2 separate regions of the Homo sapiens genome follow, and region 2 is linked to region 1. Evidence: read pairs that join two places in POLR2A ChIA-PET (ENCODE). Cell type or tissue: B cell. All regions are shown on one strand. Each heading gives the region's core, and the rest is flanking DNA. Links, peaks and the distances in the headings are about the cores only. Region 1 has its middle 160 kb from the start of JARID2-DT. Region 2 has its middle 210 kb from the start of JARID2-DT.

Evidence for each region. Peaks named below come from ENCODE experiments on the same cell type or tissue, not always from the same donor. Only the 100,000 strongest peaks of a DNase experiment are listed, where the experiment ranks them.
Region 2: POLR2A ChIA-PET joins it to region 1 with 7 read pairs; 4 of 35 experiments call an interaction of 5 or more read pairs at or near these places.

Annotation. Positions count from the first base shown.
Region 1 is chr6:15,086,552-15,091,925 of GRCh38, reverse strand. No RefSeq gene overlaps it. Among named protein-coding and RNA genes, the nearest start is that of JARID2-DT, 160 kb to the left of the region's middle. In B cell, for the core only: no CTCF peak of the experiment used is centred there; no DNase peak of the experiment used is centred there.
Region 2 is chr6:15,031,263-15,036,636 of GRCh38, reverse strand. No RefSeq gene overlaps it. Among named protein-coding and RNA genes, the nearest start is that of JARID2-DT, 210 kb to the left of the region's middle. In B cell, for the core only: no CTCF peak of the experiment used is centred there; a DNase peak (open chromatin) is centred at 2,636.

The DNA.
Region 1 (5,374 bases), core at 84-5,083:
CCATTTCAAATGAATTACAAATTTAAAAAGAATACTTCTCTAGGCTGGGCGTGATGGCTCATGCCTGTAATCCCAGCACTTTGGGAGGCCAAGGTGGGCAGATCACCTGAGGTCAGAAGTTCAAGACCAGCTTGACCAACATGGTGAAACTCCATCTCTACTAAAAATACAAAAATTAGCTGGGCATGGTGGTGTGCGCCTGTAATCCCAGCTACTCGGAAGACTGAGGCAGGAGAATCGCTTGAACCTGGGAGGCGGAAGTTGCAGGGAGGCAGAAGTTGCAGTGAGCCAAGATTGTGCCACTGCACTCTAGCTTGGGTGACACAGCAAGATTCAGTCTCAAGTAAAAAAAGAACACTTCTCTATCATAGGCTGGGACATATTAGGCATGTCCCTTAGCTCGTCTATTCCTCCAGTTTTAAGGTGAGACAACAATATGGATCTCACAGGGTTATTGAAGGATTAAATGAGGTGGTCACCGTAGAGCTCTTCTTGTAGTATCAGGCCCCAGAAACTGCTCAAAAAACAGTATTTTATTTATTTATCTAGTTTTGAGATAGGGCCTCCTTCTTTCACCCATGCTGGAGTGCAGTGGCACGACCACAGCTCACTGTAGTCTCTGAGTTCCTGGACTCAAGTGATCCTCCTGCCTCAGCCTTCCAAGTGGCTGGGAGGACAGGTGCACGCCACCATGCCCAATTAATTTTTTCTATTTTTTGTAGAGACAGGGGTCTTACTGTGTTGCCCAGGCTGATCTCAAATTCCTGGGCTCAAGTGATCCTCCCGCCTCAGCCTTCTGAAGTGCTGGGATTACATGTGTGAACCACTGCACCTGGCCAGAGCACAGTATTTGTTATTAGTGAAGTAATATTTAATCATAGCCGGGCTTGGTGGCAGGTGCCTGTAATCACAGCTACTCGGGAGGCTGAGGCAGGATAATTGCTTGAATCCGGGAGATGGAGGTTGCAGTGAGCCGAGATCATGCCGCTGCATTCCAGCCTGGGTAACAAGAGTGAAACTCCATCTCAAAAACAACAACAACAACAAAACAAACAAAAAAACGTAAGCAGAGAAAGTAATTCAGAAGAGGAGACTGGACATTTTCTCTTGCTACAAAATACTTGGATCTAAGTATCTGAAATGATAATTTTTCATTATGTACCTCTCCCTGGAGCCTAGCTGTACGTGTCTTAAATTTGTGCTGAAGAAAGGACGCGGAAGAGTTAAACAGAGATACAATTTTTACCGTGTTTTGGAGGTTTTCCTCTTTGTTTAACATCAAAGCAGTCTGTAGTCCCTTTTGCCAGTTTATACATATTGTTGTACTCAAAGAAGGGCTGAAGGAGCTGAGCGGGCTGCTTGATTAGCTGTGACTCCCTTCCAGCCTGGCTTAAGAGACCAAATGGATTCTACCTCTTTAAGGTTTTAATGATAAGGAGGGGAATAAGAGGCTCCCTCCCTTTTCGAATGTAACTTTGTTGAGGCCCCGATAATAAATCATTTGTTCCCTCTAAATGCACTCTGGCATTCACACAGGCACACACTCTGATGGTTCCCACTTGAAATTGCTCATCAAGTGCAAATAGCTCCCAGCCTGGATGGCTGAGCTGCTCTCCAGCCTCCTCTCTCTGGAGTAAGAAGATTTCAGCTTGTGACCTGCCCTCGGGACTTGTGGGTGTACAAAGCCTGTGACCCAGGAAACAAAGTCAACGGCTCACTTTGTCCCCACCCCACCCTACCCCGTCTCCCTCCTACTAAATGCTGAATCTCACGAGAGAAGAAAACCAGCCACATAAAGGATTTGAAAGCTCAACTTGCTTTCCCACTCTGTTATCCCTGGAGTTGGCTTGGATTCACCCTGAAGCCTTCCCCCTCCCGGGGAAAGTTGCTTCACGTTGCAGCTCAGCAGGTTTGTCCAGCTACATAGGCTCCAGAAAACAAGAAGCAAGACTGGAAAGCTGGGGATGATTGTACGCCCTCGCCTGAATCTTACGTGGTTCCTCCTTCTTCCACCTGGCCAGTGCAGAGCCGTGGGTGCCACGTGGCCACTTCTGGATTGGGTTCCCCTTGGCCTGCCACCCTGTCCTTCTGCTTTCCCACTTTGCCAGCCAGAGTCAATTTGAGGACGCCAAGTTCTCCTCTCCATACAGGTGTGCAGCTGGGATAACCAATGATTAATGCATGTGTCTGGCAGGGCCTTCAGGGTAATTTGATTTGCTTGATATCTAGAGTGATCACCCCTCGTTCCATTCTCCTCCCTTTCTTTTCCTGAGTTTGTGGCAGTGTTTACCTTAGTTGGCGGTTTAAGTTGATGAATGACACTTGTTTCTGGTGTTTGTTTCTGCCCAAGTTTTAATTAAATTTTGCAAGAGGCTTCTGCAATTATGGCTCTAGGTCTCTCTCTCCCTCATCTTACCTCTGAAAAGTTATTGAGCATTCAGAACTTTTCCCAGTTTTCCTTTCTCTCCTCCTCACCGTCAAACTCCCGTGCTGATGGGCCGGCAGGAGGCCGCCATCACTGCAGCCATTACTCCTGGGTTTTATGGCCCGTGATGGCAAAAGCCACATCCTGCCCCTGACAGAATCCATTAGGCTGAGGAGGGAACAGACTCCCAGAAAGCAGAGCTTTTCTGCTGGAGGAGAGCTGTATTATGCCGTAGCTAATGGGACATTTGCAAAATAACCTTTCTAAGTAGATCCTGTAGGCACTCTCAAGGGGCTCTGATTCTATAAGGGAAGAGGTAGAAGCTGTGTTTGCTTGCTTTCCCTTTCTTGCTTTTTTGCTTTCTTGCTTTTTCTCAGTTTCTTGCTTTCTTGCTTTTTCTCTCTTTCTTGCTTTGTTGCTTTTAAGCTTTTGGAGGAGAAAGCAGCCTCTGTATGTTCCAACTGAAAGAATGCCCACACGGCTGAGACAGCAAGAGCAGTGGATTAATGGACTAGGAAATAGATGAACTAAACCAACCCTGGGTTACAATCTGCCTGCAAAGTTGAGATAACATTAGAACAAGTGTATCTGGTTCAATTTATGGTGGGACCACAGTTAGTTCCAAGAAGTAAATGGAACATGCTTCTGAGGTTGCAAAAATTGAATTGGCTAAGTTTCTTCAGGTACATTACCCACCTCCTTTTGTTTTGGTTTGCTTAACGTACTTTTAGAAAACTCATAAGAAAGGTATTCTGTATTAAAAGAGGAGAAAAACGTTTTATTCTTAAGAAAAATTTCGGCTGGGCATGGTGGCTCACGCCTGTAATCCCAGCACTTTGAGAGGCCAAGGTGGGCGATCGCCTGAGGTCAGGAGTTCGAGACCAGCCTGGCCAACGTGGCAAAGCCCTGTCTCTACTAAAAATACAAAAAATTAGCTGGGCATGGTGGTGGGCACCTGTAGTCCTGGCTACTTGGGAGGCTGGGGCAGGGAGAATCGCTTGAACCCAGGAAGTGGAGGTTGCATTGAGCTAAGATCGTGCCATTGTACTCCAGCCTGGGGACAAGAGCGAGACTCCATCTCAAAAAAAAAAAAAAAAAAAAAAAAAGAAAGAAAAATTTCAACACTGGGTGCCGTGGCTCATGCCTGTAATCCCAGCAATTTGGGAGGCCAAGGCAGGCAGATCACCTGAGGCCAGGAATTTGAGACTGGCCTGGCCAACATGGTGAAACCCTGTCTCTACTAAAAATACAAAAATTAGTCCAGTGTGGTGGTGTGCGCCTGTAGTCCCAACTACCTGGGAGGCTGAGACATGAGAATCTCTTGAACCCCGGAGGCAGGGGTTGCAGTGAGCCAAGATCGTACCACTGGACTTCAGAGTGAGACTCTCTCTCAAAAAAAAAAAAGAAAAGAAAAAAAAGAAAAAGAAAAGTTTCGGTTCCTAGTGGGTAAAGGAAAGACCTAGAAATATTTTTATGGTTTCAACATAGATTTACTAAGACATTGCTGGATGTTGTCAGGATACAAGCGACTTAAGATGTAGTCCTTGCCTGCCCTAATATAGCTTCAAAACTCTGCCAGGGACAAGACTAACACATTTAAAATAGCTGAATAGAGGCAACCTGGTGTTAAAGAAAGAGAATAAAGTAGAAATGGGTTTGTGGCTTCTATTCCTTCCCCTGCCATTAATGAGTGCTGGGACCTTGGGCCAGTAATCGCTCAGGCCTGGTTTCCTCGCCTCAAATTAAGGGTGTTGAACAAAATAATCTCTTAAAGTTCCTTAGAGCTTTAATCTTCAGAATCTAATTAACAACATAGGTAGATCTGTTGTATAACCAAGCAATAAAGGGACTGGTACAGAGGATGAATGCTGTGAGACAGGATTCAGAAAGGACATGCATCCCTATGAATGGGAATGGCTTCACGGAGGAGCATGGAGGAACACGGAGGAGCCAGGGCTCAGGTTGGACTTTGAAAGGTGAGCAAGAGATCCAGTAAAGAGTAATTGCGAGGTGTCTTTGGAGAACAGGAAATTGGCTAAACCGTTGGAGCAGTTTGTAGAGGGGCTAGAGAGAGGGAAGGTAGGAAGTTAGACTGAGGCCTAATTGGAGGGGGTCTTGAATTCTATCCTAAGGAGTTAGAACTTGAGCTTGTTTATTGTCTCTAGGAATTGGCTAATCCTGGGAGGAGTAGTCCCTTCAGAGTCAGCAAGGCCCCAGATCTCAAAGCATCAAGATACAAAAAGTAAAACACACGGTTAGTACAGTAATATCTCTGGTCCCACATTGCCAGAACCTTGCTACTCCCTCATCAAGAGTTCGGCTGGGTGCAGTGGCTCATGCCTGCAGTCCCAGCACTTTGGGAGGCCAAGGCTGGTGGATCGCCTGAAGTCAGGAGTTCGAGCCCAGCCTGGACGACATGGTGAAACTCCATCTCTACTAAAAAAATACAAAACTTAGCTGGGCATGAGGACGGACGCCTGTAATCTCAGCTACTCGGGAGGCAGAGGCAGGAGAATGGTTTGAACCCAGGAGGTAGAGGTTGCAGTGAGCCGAGATCATGCCCCTATACTCTAGCCTGGGCAACAGAGTGAGACGCTGTCTGAAAAAAGAAAAAAAAAAAAGAGTTGGAGTTTATTTCCTCTTACTGTGAACTTGGGAGGACCTTTGGGACTTCCTTGATGAATAGATAGTAGAGGAAGTAACACCAGGTGGCTTCTGAGACCAGGTCATAAAAGGTGATATGGCTTGTTCTTGGCTCTTTTTCTGTTCGGACATTTGCCCTTGGAGCTCAGCCATCATGTCACGAGAGAGCCCAGGATACACGAAGAGGCTGTGTGTCTGTGTTCTGGCCAGGAGCCCCAGCTAAGGTCTCAATTGATAGCCTGCATCAAGCACCAGGCATGTGAGTGAATATGGCTTTAGATCCATTCCCCAGCCTTTGAGCCACTT
Region 2 (5,374 bases), core at 178-5,177, 55 kb after region 1:
TGAAATGGAGTCTCACTCTGTTCCCCAGGCCAGAGTGTAGTGGCGCGATCTTGGCTCACTGCAGCCTCCGACTCCTGGGTTCCAGCAATTCTACCACCATTTATTTATTTATTTATTTATTTGAGACGGAGTTTCACTCTTGTTGCCCAGGCTGGAGTGCAATAGCGCTATCTCAGCTCACCGCAACCGCCTCCTCCCGGGTTCAAGTGATTCTCCTGCCTCAGCCTCCTGAATAGCTGTGATTACAGGCACATGCCACCACGCCCGACTAATTTTGTATTTTTAGTAGAGACGGAGTTTCTCCATGTTGGTCAGGGTGGTCTCGAACTCCCGACCTCAGGTGATCCGCCTGCCTTGGCCTCCCAAAGTGTTGGGATTACAGGCGTGAGCCACCGTGCCTGGCCTCTACCACCTTTTAAAGGATGATTTTAATTTTATTTTTATTTTTAATTTTTGGAGACAGTGTCTCACTCTGTTGCCCAGGCTGGAGTGCAGTGGCATGATCATGGCTCACTGCAGCCTCGACCTGCTGGGCTCAAGAGATTCTCTCACTTCAGCCTCCTATGTGGCTGGGACCACAGGCATGCATCACTACACCTGGCTAAATTTTAGTTTTACATTTTTTTATAGACATGGGTTCTTGCTGTGTTGCCCAGGCTGGTCTCAAACTCCTAAGTTCAAACGATCCACCCAACTTGGCTTCCCAAAGTGTTGGGATTACAGGTGTGATCCATCATGGCTGGCAAAATAGAGTTTAAATGGAAAACTTTTTGTTTTGCTCAAGGGAACACACACAGGATAGGCCTTTACTTACAGACACTGAGGAACTGCCAGTCATGACATGAGCTTGTCAGGGCTAAGCAGAAGCCTGATGCAGTAGTGCAGTGGGCTCTGCATCTCCCCTTGGCACCCACATATTCATCCCTAGAGAGCAAGAGCATCTTATTCATCTTTTGCATCTGCAGTGCCAGGTACTGTATTTGATGCAAAATATGTAATTAATAAATATTTATTGACTGACCAAAGAGCAGGCACTCAGTAAATACTTGTTGGTTGTCACTTGTGACCTCTGGCATAATTACCTTCTCCCTTGACCTGGACCCTGGCAATTCTTGGGTGTGTGGCCATGGGAACCGAAGGGTAGCTGGGTTGTACTTTCTCTCAATCCATGGGTCAACATTCTCCAAGCATGTGATACTCAGAGACTTGACTTGGGGCTTCATGTCCCCTCTCCTGAGGCCACGATGGCAGGTCTACAGAGTTTAGATCCTTGGCTGTCAGGAAGGTAGGGGACTAGGAAGAATGAGAGAAGGGCCCATCTCAGCCTGGCCTCCACTTGCTGAGGCCCTTCTCCTAACTTACTCTTTCCAATTCCATGTTTATAAGGAATGGAACCATTCATTCTTCCAGCAGGTGTTTATTGAGCTGCTCATATGTGCCTGACTCTACACGGAATTAAACAGAAATGCCCTCTTTACTGGCTTATGGCTGCCAAGCATTCATAGCAACCTTGCTTTCTGATGCTTCGATGTTGGCTCTTCCTAGTATTAAAAAAAAAAAAAGGGAAAAGAAAAAAAGAAAAAAGAAGAAAGAAAGAAATGCTCTCTGTTCTTAGAGCACTTATAGCCTAGAATGAATGAACTTTGGTTTTGAGAAGTTAAAAGGGTCCATATAGAGTAATGGGGACGGGGGTGGAGAGGTAGGGGAACAAAGCAAATAAAAACTGTCCCCAACCACCCCCTACAAGGAGAAGAGCAGCACATGCATTAGTCATTCTGTGCTTATCATCCTCAACTTCAATATTTCTAAACCTATGTCTGTTTCTATATTTTAGCTCTGGTAGATATTTGAAATAGTCAATCTTTTTAGTTAAAAGCACTTTGTTTCCTTCTTTTCTTACAAAAGTAGAGATGGTCAGGCACGGTGGCTCACGCCTATAATCCCAACATTTTGTGGGACTGAGGCAGGCGGATCACTTGAGGTCAGGAGTTCGAGACCAGCCTGGCCAACAAGGTGAAACCCTGTCTCTACTAACAATACAAAAATTAGCCAGACGTGGTGGTGGGCACCTGTAACTCCAGCTACTCAGAAGGCTGAGGCAGGAGAATCGCTTGAACCTAGGAGGCAGAGGTTGCAGTGAGCCAAGGTCACGCCACTGCACTCCAGCCTAGGTGACAGAGTAAGACTCCATCTTAAAAAAAAAAATAGTAGAGACAATGTTTTGCTATGTTTGCCTAAGCTGGTCTTGAACTCCTGAGCTCAAGCAATCTGCCCACGTGGGCCTCCCAAAGTGCTGGGATTATAGGCCTGAGCCACGGCATTCAACTTGAAAGTGATATAGGAGTTAAGAAGAAATTACTTAGGCAGTTAGTGAAGGTACAGGAGTCCTCGGTAAGGTTTCCCTTTTTAATGAAAAGCAGCCCCCAAATCATTTTCTAACAAACAGCAACCTATAAAATCGAGCTGCAGACATAGATGCCGGCAGGTGTACCAATCATGTTCAAAATGATGGCCCCAGCTTCCCTTCTGTCTCTGCCAGCCTTGTGTACAGTAAGGAGCAAACAAGATGGTGCCGGTCGTGTGGAAAGTTCATTCGCATAATAAGATTAGGGTGGGGCGGCCAGCCTTCCCTGCACTATGTAAACGTTACACCTGATCGAACCTATCTGTGGGCCCTAAGTAAATCAGATACCGCCTCCTCAAGCCTGCCTATAAAATCCGGGGCATCTACCACCAGCTGGTCTTTCCCTTTCAGAAGCTCATCTCTTTCACTAGAGAGAGAGCTGTTCTCCTTTCTCTTTACTTTGCCTATTAAACCTCCACTCCTAAACTCCTCAAATGTGTCCATGTGCTAAATTTTCTTGGTGTGAGATGATGAACCCTGGGTATTTACCCCACACAAAGAAGCCACTTCAAAAGAACTTTGGGCGGGGTGCAGTGGCTCATACCTGTAATCCCAGCACTTTGTGGGGCCGAGGTGGGCGGAACGTCTGAGGTCTAGAGTTTGCGACCAACCTGGCCAATATGGTGAAACCCCGTCTCTACTAAAAATACAAAAAATTAGCTGGGCGCATTGGCAGGTGACTGTAGTCCCAGCTACTGGGGAGGCTGAGCAGAATCGCTTGAACCTGGGAGGTGGAGGTTGCAGTGAGCCAAGATCGTGCCACTGGACTTTGGAGGATATTTACCCCCCTACCAAAATTCATACATTGAACCTCTAGCCCTCAATGTGGCTGTGTTTGGAGATAGCGCCTTTAGGGAGGTAGTTAAGGTTAAATGAGGTCACAAGGGTGTGTTCTTAATCCTATAAGACTGATTGGTGTCCTTGTAAGAAGAGGAAGAGATGGGTGCAGTGGCGTACGCCTGTAATCCCAGCACTTTGAAAGGCCGGAGTGGGGAGGCTAGCTTGAGCCCAGGAGGTGGAGAACAGCCTGAACAACATAGCAAGATCTCCATCTTTACAAAAAATTAGGAAGAAAAATTAACCCGGTTAATTTTTCTCCCAGCTACTTGGGAGACTGATTGAAGTGAGAGGATCACTAGAGTTTAGGAGGTCGAGGCAGCAGTGAGCTATGATTTTGCCATTGCACTCCAGCCTGTGTGACAGAGACCTTGTCTCTAAAACAAAAAGAAGAGGCAGGGACACCAGGAATTCCTGTGCACAGAGGAAGGGCCACATGAGGACGTAGAGAAGAGGCCCCCATCTTGCAAGCTAGGAAGAGGAGAGCTGAAAGAAAATACATTTCTGCTGTTTACACCACCCATGCTGTGGCACGTTCTTATGGGAACCAGAGCTGACTAATAAAAAATAGTTTTAATTTTTCCTTCAGTGAAGATTCAGAAATAAATAAATTCATAGGATGTCTTCTTCTCTCCCAAATTCGTTGCGTTTCAATAGGTATTTATTAATATCTTTAAGGCCACTCGCTCAGTTTAAGTATTCAAGTAGCAGATGCAACTCGAAACCTTCCTAAGAAATGCTAACATTTTCCCCTGGTTTCCCCAATCTCTGAGTCTTTCATAACAAATATGTTTGGAAATAAAGATGCAATTCCTGCATCTTATATGTATTTTCAGTGGTAATTCATGCTGATCTAATGCATGAGCACAGATTTTATTTATCCACCGTGCTATGGGATCAGGGACGGACACAGGGCAGTTCTAGGTGAATAATGCCCCGGTACTCAAATAGCATCTGTTCCCCAAAGTCAGGCAGCCCAACCCTGCTGCAGGAATTGAGGGGGCTCCCACACACTGCCTGGTTCTGACTAGCTTCTCTTAATTTAGTTCTCATAGGTATTGATACATATTTATATAATACTATGTATATTCAATCAGTTATTTTTGAATGGAATTATGTAAATGTGTGCTCACTCATAGTATAAAAATGATGCTGCCGCAAATGTCTCTGCCTCTACACCCCTTCTAAGGAACAGGAAGCCACGAGGTATCTGTAGAATCACAGCTTTCATTTGTTGCTGGGGGAAAATATTTATAAGCAGAGATGTAGAATTTCATTTGTTTTGACACATTGTGGGAGGTGTTCTCAGAAAGGTGTTTTGGAAAAGTGTAATGTCATCTCCCATGGATCTTATTTTGGGATCCCCAGAATGTGCAGGGAAAATGAACAGACTGTCTTTAACGACCTCTTTAACGGCTGGTGGCGCTTCCCTTGCTGCACAGAAAATGTTCAATCGTGTTCTTTTTCTCTCCCCTCTCACTTTTCCTTATCTTACTTCTTTTCATCTCCCCTCCTCTTTCTTCTTCTTCTCCTTTTCTTCTCTTTTGAACACTTTTTGACTTTTCTTTTGTAAAATAAAATAATCAAACTAGGTGAGTTGTTGGCCAAGTTCAAGGGCAAATGTGTAGTTGACATGAGAAAGCCACCTGTTTAATGATAACTGTTGGGGAAAACTGCCTCTCACTAGGTAACCTACAAAGTAGGAGAAACAACGACAATGACAAATGGAAGCACGCGTCTGCACAACTTTCCACTGAACTTTTAGGGAAGATTGTGTTCCTTCTGCTGGCCTGGCTGCCCTATTCAGGCTGATGAGTAGAGCCTTGGCTGATTTAACCTAGCATGGGGATAAACAACTTAAACAGGAGAAAGGAGTAGCTCCAGGACAAGTCCTGGGGCAGAGAACTGGGAGTGAAACCACCTCTGCAAAATTATGGCTGAGACAGTGAAAGAGATCTAACTTAATTGATTCCATCTTGCTTCTAACCTCCAAGCTTTCCATGTTCATTCCTGGGTGTAGGCTGAACTAACTTTGGGAGAAACTTAGTTTATAGTTTATAGTGTTTTTTTGGTTTTTTTGTTTGTTTGTTCGAGACAGAGTCTCACTCTATCGCCCAGGCTGGAGTGCAGTGG